Linked DNA regions of Homo sapiens: region 2 is linked to region 1. The links are chromatin loops, found by intact Hi-C in ENCODE. Cell type or tissue: PC-3. All regions are shown on one strand.

What was found. A loop is a pair of places that touch in the nucleus more often than their neighbours do. Peaks named below come from ENCODE experiments on the same cell type or tissue, not always from the same donor. Only the 100,000 strongest peaks of a DNase experiment are listed, where the experiment ranks them.
Region 2: it touches region 1 in a loop (7-fold over the local background); 1 of 110 quality-filtered maps calls a loop at or near these places.

The regions. Positions count from the first base shown.
Region 1 is chr4:148,168,920-148,172,919 of GRCh38, reverse strand. The region is part of intron 4 of NR3C2 (nuclear receptor subfamily 3 group C member 2); the gene reads left to right. Among named protein-coding and RNA genes, the nearest start is that of NR3C2, 270 kb to the left of the region's middle. In PC-3, no CTCF peak of the experiment used is centred here; a DNase peak (open chromatin) is centred at 1,899; H3K27ac peaks cover 2,358 bases.
Region 2 is chr4:148,005,334-148,009,333 of GRCh38, reverse strand. The region is part of intron 18 of ARHGAP10 (Rho GTPase activating protein 10); the gene reads right to left. Among named protein-coding and RNA genes, the nearest start is that of MIR4799, 220 kb to the right of the region's middle. In PC-3, no CTCF peak of the experiment used is centred here; a DNase peak (open chromatin) is centred at 1,823; H3K4me3 peaks cover 797 bases; H3K27ac peaks cover 2,297 bases.

The DNA of each region.
Region 1 (4,000 bases):
TATGTTTATAATTTGTTAAGACTTTTCCTATAAAGCTTTTAATGACTTCCTTAGATGGAGTTGATTAGTACCTTCTCTGTGCTTCCAGAGCCTTTATTATAGCACTCATCACATTTTATTATAATTATTTGTTTATAGGTTATTTCTTGCCAAATAGTCTGAACTTACAAGAACAGAATTGTCCTTTTGTCTTTCTCTTCAGAGCACTTAGCACAGTAGATGCTTAATAAATGCTTATTGAATGAATGAATGAATAAACAAACATGCCATTAAACCTTGCCTGTTTGGCCAAAAAATAATAATCACGACAAGGTTTGGCTCTACAGTTATTAAAGACACAAAAGATTTCATTATAAAACTAGTCCTATAACAGAGTCCAAACGATGGTATTTTAACAAAGTTTTAGTGTAATATTATTTTTTCCATCCCTGCACCAGGACAATGCAGTTTCCAAAAAACACGTAAGTCTTGATCCTTATTGTTGACTTACATAGCATAGTTTGGCAACTTCTTAAATGATAATATACTGCAGGAAAGGCTTATATCTCTTCAGTCCTTGGCGAGGAATTCTAAGTACTGTTTGAACTTCTTGATTATGCTTACTTAACTAAAATTTTTGTCACCAGAATGGAAGACAATGGGGTGTTGGGATAGCTGTTGCTGCTGTTAAGGCAGGAATTTCAATCCTGGTTTGATGGTTTGTAGTGAACTTTGAACCTCATTAGGTTTAAGGTAAAAGAAAATTAGGATGAGTTGACTTACAGTAAAGGAGGGACAAATAAGCCCCCGAGACAAATGTAAAAACACAAAGAATAAGAGGTAATAGAAAGAAAAGAAAACCAAGAATGAAGCAAACCCGACACGAGTAGGTTAAGATGAAAGGTTTAGTTGAGGAGCTTAGTGCAGTAAACTCCCAGGGATTATCAACTAAATTATTATTGGATTCCATAGTTTCTAGAATACATGTAATCCAAGGTCAGAGTCAGGAATCTGTACTGATTTCAGGTGGGAGGAACACCTGTCTTCCCAGGAACTTCAAGATTGACAGGAAGCCTCAGCCCTTGTCTGGGTGGCCACTTGAGTAGAGTGGAAATAAGCAGTGCTGTGTTTAAGACCGTGAACACAAAGACAGTGGTGTAGCTCCACCTCTGGGAAATAGAGAAGCCTTCCAGCTGAAAAAAGAGAGCATTATCAGGCAGGACCTATAAGGCAGCAATACTGGGTCCCTGACCTGTTAGGAACTGGGCCGCACAGCAGGAGGTGAGTGATGGGCAAGTGCCGCCTTCTGTCAGATCAGCAGCCACATTAGATTCTCATAGGAGCACGAACCCTATTGTGAACTGCACATTCAAGGGATCTGGGTTGTGCATTTCTTATGAGAATATAATGCCCGATGATCTGAGGTGGAACAGTTTCATCCCAAAACCATCCTCCCCATCGCTGTCCAAGGAAAAAATGTCCTCCACAAAACCAGTCCCTGGTGCCCAAAAGGTTGGGAACCACTGCTATAAGGCATTCATCCCTGATAAAAATGTGTGCCTAGATAACTGGGGAGTGTGAAGCTGCACTCGTGATTGAAGTAACTCTGTAGAGCTCATACCTGGAAATTCCTTCACATTGCAGTCATGTTTAATTGTGCACTTAAATTGGCATGGAATAGGGAAAGAGGTGCAACTTTCAAAGATGAGACATAGACCATAAACCTAGGGGTGTGGACCTTTTTACCTCCAGGTGGTGTCAGCAGGAAGTCGACGCTTGGGGACCAGTAGCAGCAACACAGCTGAAGGAAGTGTGCATTTAGGGGAAGCCCTGTTCTGTCACAGGAACAAATATTCTTTTTAACGGATGGCTAGTAAGGAAGCCTGTTGTGGAAATCCCAGTTTGAATTTTGATTTGAGTGTGAATGTTGAGATCAACCAGTCATTACTCATTTTTTTATGAGTGTAATAACATTCAGGATATGTGCTTGTCAGTCAGTACATACACCCTTTGGGTGTGGCAGGGTACTTGGCCATGTCTTGTGATAATAAACCTGATATTATGATTACACTAAACTTTGGATATTTCTCTAGTGGACTGTGTACTTGTGCTTGTGTTTCTTGTAAATTATGTTTGTAGATTAAAAGTGTGGCCCTACTACTAAGACTTTGGCGTCTAGGAAACTAAATGTAAGTTTTAAATAAACATATTTAAAACATATTCCAATCTCTTACAATACCCATGACATATTTATGGAATATTTTTATAGAATTCACCCATCTATAAAGCATGGGGGTAGGAAGTGAATGCTCCATCGAAGGGGAGTGGCCAGTCCAGGTCGAGCTGTTTGTTGCCATGCCAAAGGGAGTGGCCAGTTTCAGGCCTAGGCCTATTTGTTGCAGGTATTGCCAGATTCAAAAAAAATTTTTTTTCAAGCAGTGTCAGAAGTGCAAATGTTTGTGTGAAATATGCTAAATTTTGAAAGATGAAAATGAATTTTTTTATTATGCTGAGTTCACTTTTGAGTTTATGACTTCTGTTATTAAGGAAACTAACTTTAGGAGCATAATGAATTAGCATGCTTCTTATTTCAGTTTTCATTTGATTGTTTTTTATATACCCAAGATATTTCATGATCTTTCTAGTTCACTATTCTTGCTTTAACAACTTCCTTAGTATAGACCAGTGAATCTCAACCAGGGGTGATTTTACCCCTGGAAGGGACATTTGGCAAAGTCTGGAAATATTTTTTATTGTCACAATTGGAGGTTGGGGATTGCTACTGGCATCTTTTGGGTAGAGGGCCAGGAATGCTGCTAACACTGTACAATACACAGGACCATTTCTACACAAAGAATTATCCACCCCAAAATGTCAATGAAGTTGAGAAACCATGGTGTAGACCGAATTTTTAATATCTGTCCTTTCCCTCCCTCCCTCTCTTCCTTCCTGTTAACAAATAATCTTTTCTCAGTTTCTCTCTTTCTCCTGCTTTCTGTAATCTCATTCAGAACCTTTAGGTTGATAGTTCTCAATTCTAAAGTGCAGGAAAAATCACATGGGAAGTTTGTTAAAAATGAAGACTCCCAGCCTCCACTTGTAGATACTCTGCCATGTGTACTTTGGGCAGCCCAAGATTCTGCATCTTGAGTAAGCCCTGAGGCGATTATAAGGAAGATCACCCATTGACCAGAGTTTGAGAAGAAATATGATCATCTCTGTTTTCATAGTCTTTGGCTTTATGTGTTTCATCATTGTTTAGATCTTTTATCATTTGAATTTCTCAGTTATATCCCATTACTTTTATTAAGCCCTTAAAATAGCCATAGCTTTTAGTAGTTATTTACACTTTGGGAAGTAAGTAAATTAAAGCATAGTTGAGGATAAAGAGATGAATATATATATATTTATATACATGATTTTATATATATATAAAAAATCATAAATCATATTTGATCCTTATGAGTTGTTGAAGTAGCTACATAGTATATCTTACAGGGTTCCTTTCCCAAATTTCTAATTTCTTTTCTCAGTCTTTTTTGTAATATATCATATGTGTTTCTCAGAAGAAGTTGTTTGAGAGGAGCTCCCTGCAAATACAAGATTAAAATTTTGTTTAGCTTTTTAAGCATAGGAACCAAGTGAGAAAAAAAAAGTGTGGACTATAACAGCTGATAATATTGAGAATAATTTATGTAAGTGATTTCTTAACCATACTGATGTTAATGTTATGAAAGATTAACTTTCCAGAGAGATGAGTTTAGGCCATGTACAGTGAAGGCAATATGGTCATCGTAGATCTATTCATCCAGATGCTGCTTGGTACTTAGAAAAAACTGATGTTTATGCCACCGTAGTGACCTGCCTTCAGGGGCTTCAACTTGTATCTAACATTCACATGTTATGGTATATTGATTTCAATTCACAGGGCTTTGATAGTCAGGTCAACAACAATTCTTTAGTGTCTTCTTGAAATTTACAGTTAGAGTGATGCATGGTAATTATTGGGTACTTTATGAAG
Region 2 (4,000 bases), 160 kb after region 1:
ATGGTGAAACCCTGTCTCTACTAAAAATACAAAAATTAGCCAAGCATGGTGGTGTGCACCTGTAATCCCAGCTACATGGGAGGCTGAGGCAGGAGAATCACTTGAACCTGGGAGGCCAGAGGTTGCAGTGGGCCTATATTACACCACTGCACTCCAGCTGAGCGACAAAGCAAGACTCCATCTCAAAAAAAAAAAAGAGAAAAAAGAGAAGTATTGAGGATCTCAAATAACTTTTTTGTTTTTTTCCCCCAAAGAACTTCTGATCATGTGGATTATCTGTTGATCTTGACAGTAAAAAAAATTTAAAACTTTTAAATATATGTATTATTTAATACTAAACCATTACATATTAACATAATGATTTTTCCAAAGCAAAAATAATTTAGTGAGAAGGGCATTTTATCACATTTTGCAAATCTCTTTAACGTCCGACTTAACAGTAGACAGCGGACTCTCTGTCTCCTTCTGCATTCAATGTTTTAATTCAATGTCTTAATATCATCGCCTCTGGAAAACACCACACTACAATCTTAAGGAATGAGTGAAAAGGGCAATTATCAGAAAAATAGCTCTCACCTCACAGAACCCTGAAAAGGTCTCAGGTGACCCCAGTTCACACTTTGAGAATTCAGTCTTACATGCTGATATAGTACGTCTGATTAACAAGATTAAAAACATCCAACCCAACAGACACTGTTAGTAGAACTACATTAATCTGCTGACGGCTTCTCAATCTCAGCACTATTAGCATTTGGGGACTGCTAAGTCGTTGTTGTGGAGGGATTGCCCTGTGCACTGTAAGATGTTCAACATCACCCCGGCCTCTACCTACTAGATACATACCAGCAGTACCACCACCCCCAGTGGGGATCACCAAAACTGTCTCTAGACACTACCAAATGTCCCCTTCGGGCCAAAATTGCTTGAGGTTGAGATCCACCACTTTAAAACTACAAAAATGTTTCTAATAGCATGTGTCAGAGCTCTAATTCAGTAACTGTTAGCACCGGCTTTGTTTTCATCAGCAGAGGACATGAAACTGGGGGAGATACTGATTAATTTCCTGAGCAAGAAGTGCATCCAAGATGCTTTCAGCAGGTTGGAAACAAAGAGACCAGTAATACTAGATTCAACAGAAAAAACTATCAAGCAGTTCCTATGTTTTAAAAAGCAGCTACACAAGACAAGCAATGGAGACTGTATGCCTCAGGAGGAGCAATGCAAAAGGTCAACATAAACAGGAAGCCTAGGATGAGGCCACCACAGGCCATGATTGCAAGCTGATAACCTTTTAGACAGGATTAACAAACACAGGGCACATCCAGAAGGAGGAAGATGCTAACCCAACTGCAGTCCTGATTGACTGGGACATGCTAGGGCATTACATTTCAGTTCTGCAGTAAGAGAATTACTGAGAAACGGAAGTGTCTCCGAAGACTGTGACCGGGAACATTCAAAGCTAAGTCATGCAACTGAAGGAACTAGAAAGAAACCCAGCAAGCCACAGTATCAATTTTTAAGTTCCAAAACCATATCAAGTGGAAGAGGAATAACCTTGTAAACCTTGTATTTGACCCCAGAGGTTAAAACTGGGAATTTAGCTTGAGAAGAAAGTATATCTCAGCTGAATGTAAGGAGGGGAAAAGCCTTCCGAATTGCTGAAGTTACACAATGCTTGAGCAGTTTAACTTGGGAGACAGCGAGTTCTGTGTCAGCAAAGTTTTACAAGGTTAAGACTGGGAGCTTTCCAAAGAGGTTCACACACCGCATGAAGGGCTTGAATAGCTGACTCATGAATCGCTGAAGGAGAAAATACATACCCATCCCCAGAAGATATCCTCATCAAGCTACGTAAGCCAAGTGACTCATACTTCTCGCTACTGAGCAATCCTGTCAAGCTGACCTGTCACACTCTTCTTCCTCCATCCCTGATAAACACTCCCTGTACCATGCTGGAATCCGAGCTCCCTTCCTTCCCTGATGACATCCACAGAGTAACCATGTGAACATGCCAATGGGGTTGCCCTGATCATTTCAGGGAGGACCTGTAACAGTCATCTCATCTCATCTTAATGTTCCTTTTATTCTGATTATCTCTTTCCGAAAGAAAAGCGTGTCAGATAGTAAGTACACAAAAAAGGTTAATAAACTGTAACCATTTCACAAACACATATATTAAAGTCATTCTTATTTAGCTCTCTAAACAGTAACCCTTTTCTTCTTCTATACAGATTTTTGTCCAAGAATAGGATGATTAACCTCCTTGAAGTGCGCTAACTCCCACCGCACCTACAGGCAATTTCGTCTAATTTTTCTACATCCTATTATGCAAAAATATGTAAATCAAGAAAAGCTATCCAGGTAGTATAGTACTGCTGAGTGCTGTTCAGAAAAAGGCCACAAAGGTCCACTGATAAGCAAAGCATGTGTGCTGGGGTGGGCTGATGGGGAGGAAGGAAAGGGTGCATGGAAATCTTAGCCATGGAGCTGACTCTCCCAAATGCTGTTGATAGGGTGAGACAATATGAAGAGAGGGTAACTAATCACCTGGCAGGTTCTCACTGCATTTTCACTGTCAGAGTTTTTTTATCACATGAAAAGATGCAGATAACATGGTTATTCTTCTTTAAACACATAATCTTTTTAAAATGTTCCCTTTTTTCCCCTTAAAAGTACTCTCTTCTGGAAGTCAATAGGAAGTAAGTCAACAGGGAAATCAAATTCACAAAACCAAAATTCATTTTCAGTGAAACTGTGGGACATAGCTTCTGTATGTTGATGAAAGAGCTCTCTAATGCTCCACAGTGGCAGACCACCACCATTTTATTATGCTAGGAATATTCTGGCTTGGGAATGTGGGCATGGCACAGCAACAATGATCAGACGCTGCTGGGGTCAGGCAAAAGACGGGAAATAGCTGGAACAGGCTGACAAGGGTCATATATTTGACGTTCCCACCATTTTCGTTGTCAGCTGGGTGCCTCCGTTTTCCCCACGTCATGTCTGCTAACGTCTGGGATGACCAAGAGGTTTCTTCACATGTCCAGTGCCTGGACAGGAAAGCTGGAACAGCTAGGGCAGGCCGGGTATCTCTCCCCGTCTCTGTAGCCTCTCTACACGGTGAGCATGGGCTTCCTCAATGCTTGGCAGGCCCAGGGTGGCTGAACTTTTAACACGGCAGCTGGCTTCCTCCAGAAAAGAACGTTCCAGGAGGAAAGAAGTGGCAGCTGCCAGTGTTAGGGCCTTAATTAAGAGTCACTCCTGCCATAGTATAATGATCAAAACAGTCTCGAGTTCTACTCAGGTTTAAGGGAAAGAGATACTTAGACCCCCATATCTCTGCGGAAGGAGTGTGAAAGAAATTTGTGGCTACTTTTAATCTGCACTAAGAGATACATGTATTTGTTTCACCTAATATTGTGTAATGAGACGGTAATTTGCATGAGTAAAATAATCATTCCCAAAGTAACTTCAACATGTAAATGCTTCACAATTAACATAATACATTAAATAGATCATACACATGTAAATACTTCTCTCACTGCTTCACGTTTTTGTCATCGAAGGACAAGACACAAGAACCTCAATCATGAAAGAGAAAGGACATAAGAATTTAAGGTGTACAAACTCAAAGAAGAATCAGATTCACTGTTTAAAGTTTCTTCAAATTAAAACCTGGTCCCTCCAGCAACTTCTAGTTTTACCCAACAGATTAGTCAAATTGACATATTTCTACACTCTGAGATACAGAACTAGAATATTTGTTTTTTAATATACATTTTAATAGCCATTTAGTTGGCTTTTTAGTCAAAGAAGAAAACCACAAAAGGGCCATAATAATTGATAATACTGATACATACAGAATATTGTAAAATTCACTATTGTATATATATTTCTATATATGTTTTTTTAAATAGAGATGGGGTCTCGCTATGTTGCCCAGGGTGGTCTCAAACTCCTGGGCTCAAGTGGCCCTCCTGCCTCAAGCCCTCAAAGTGAT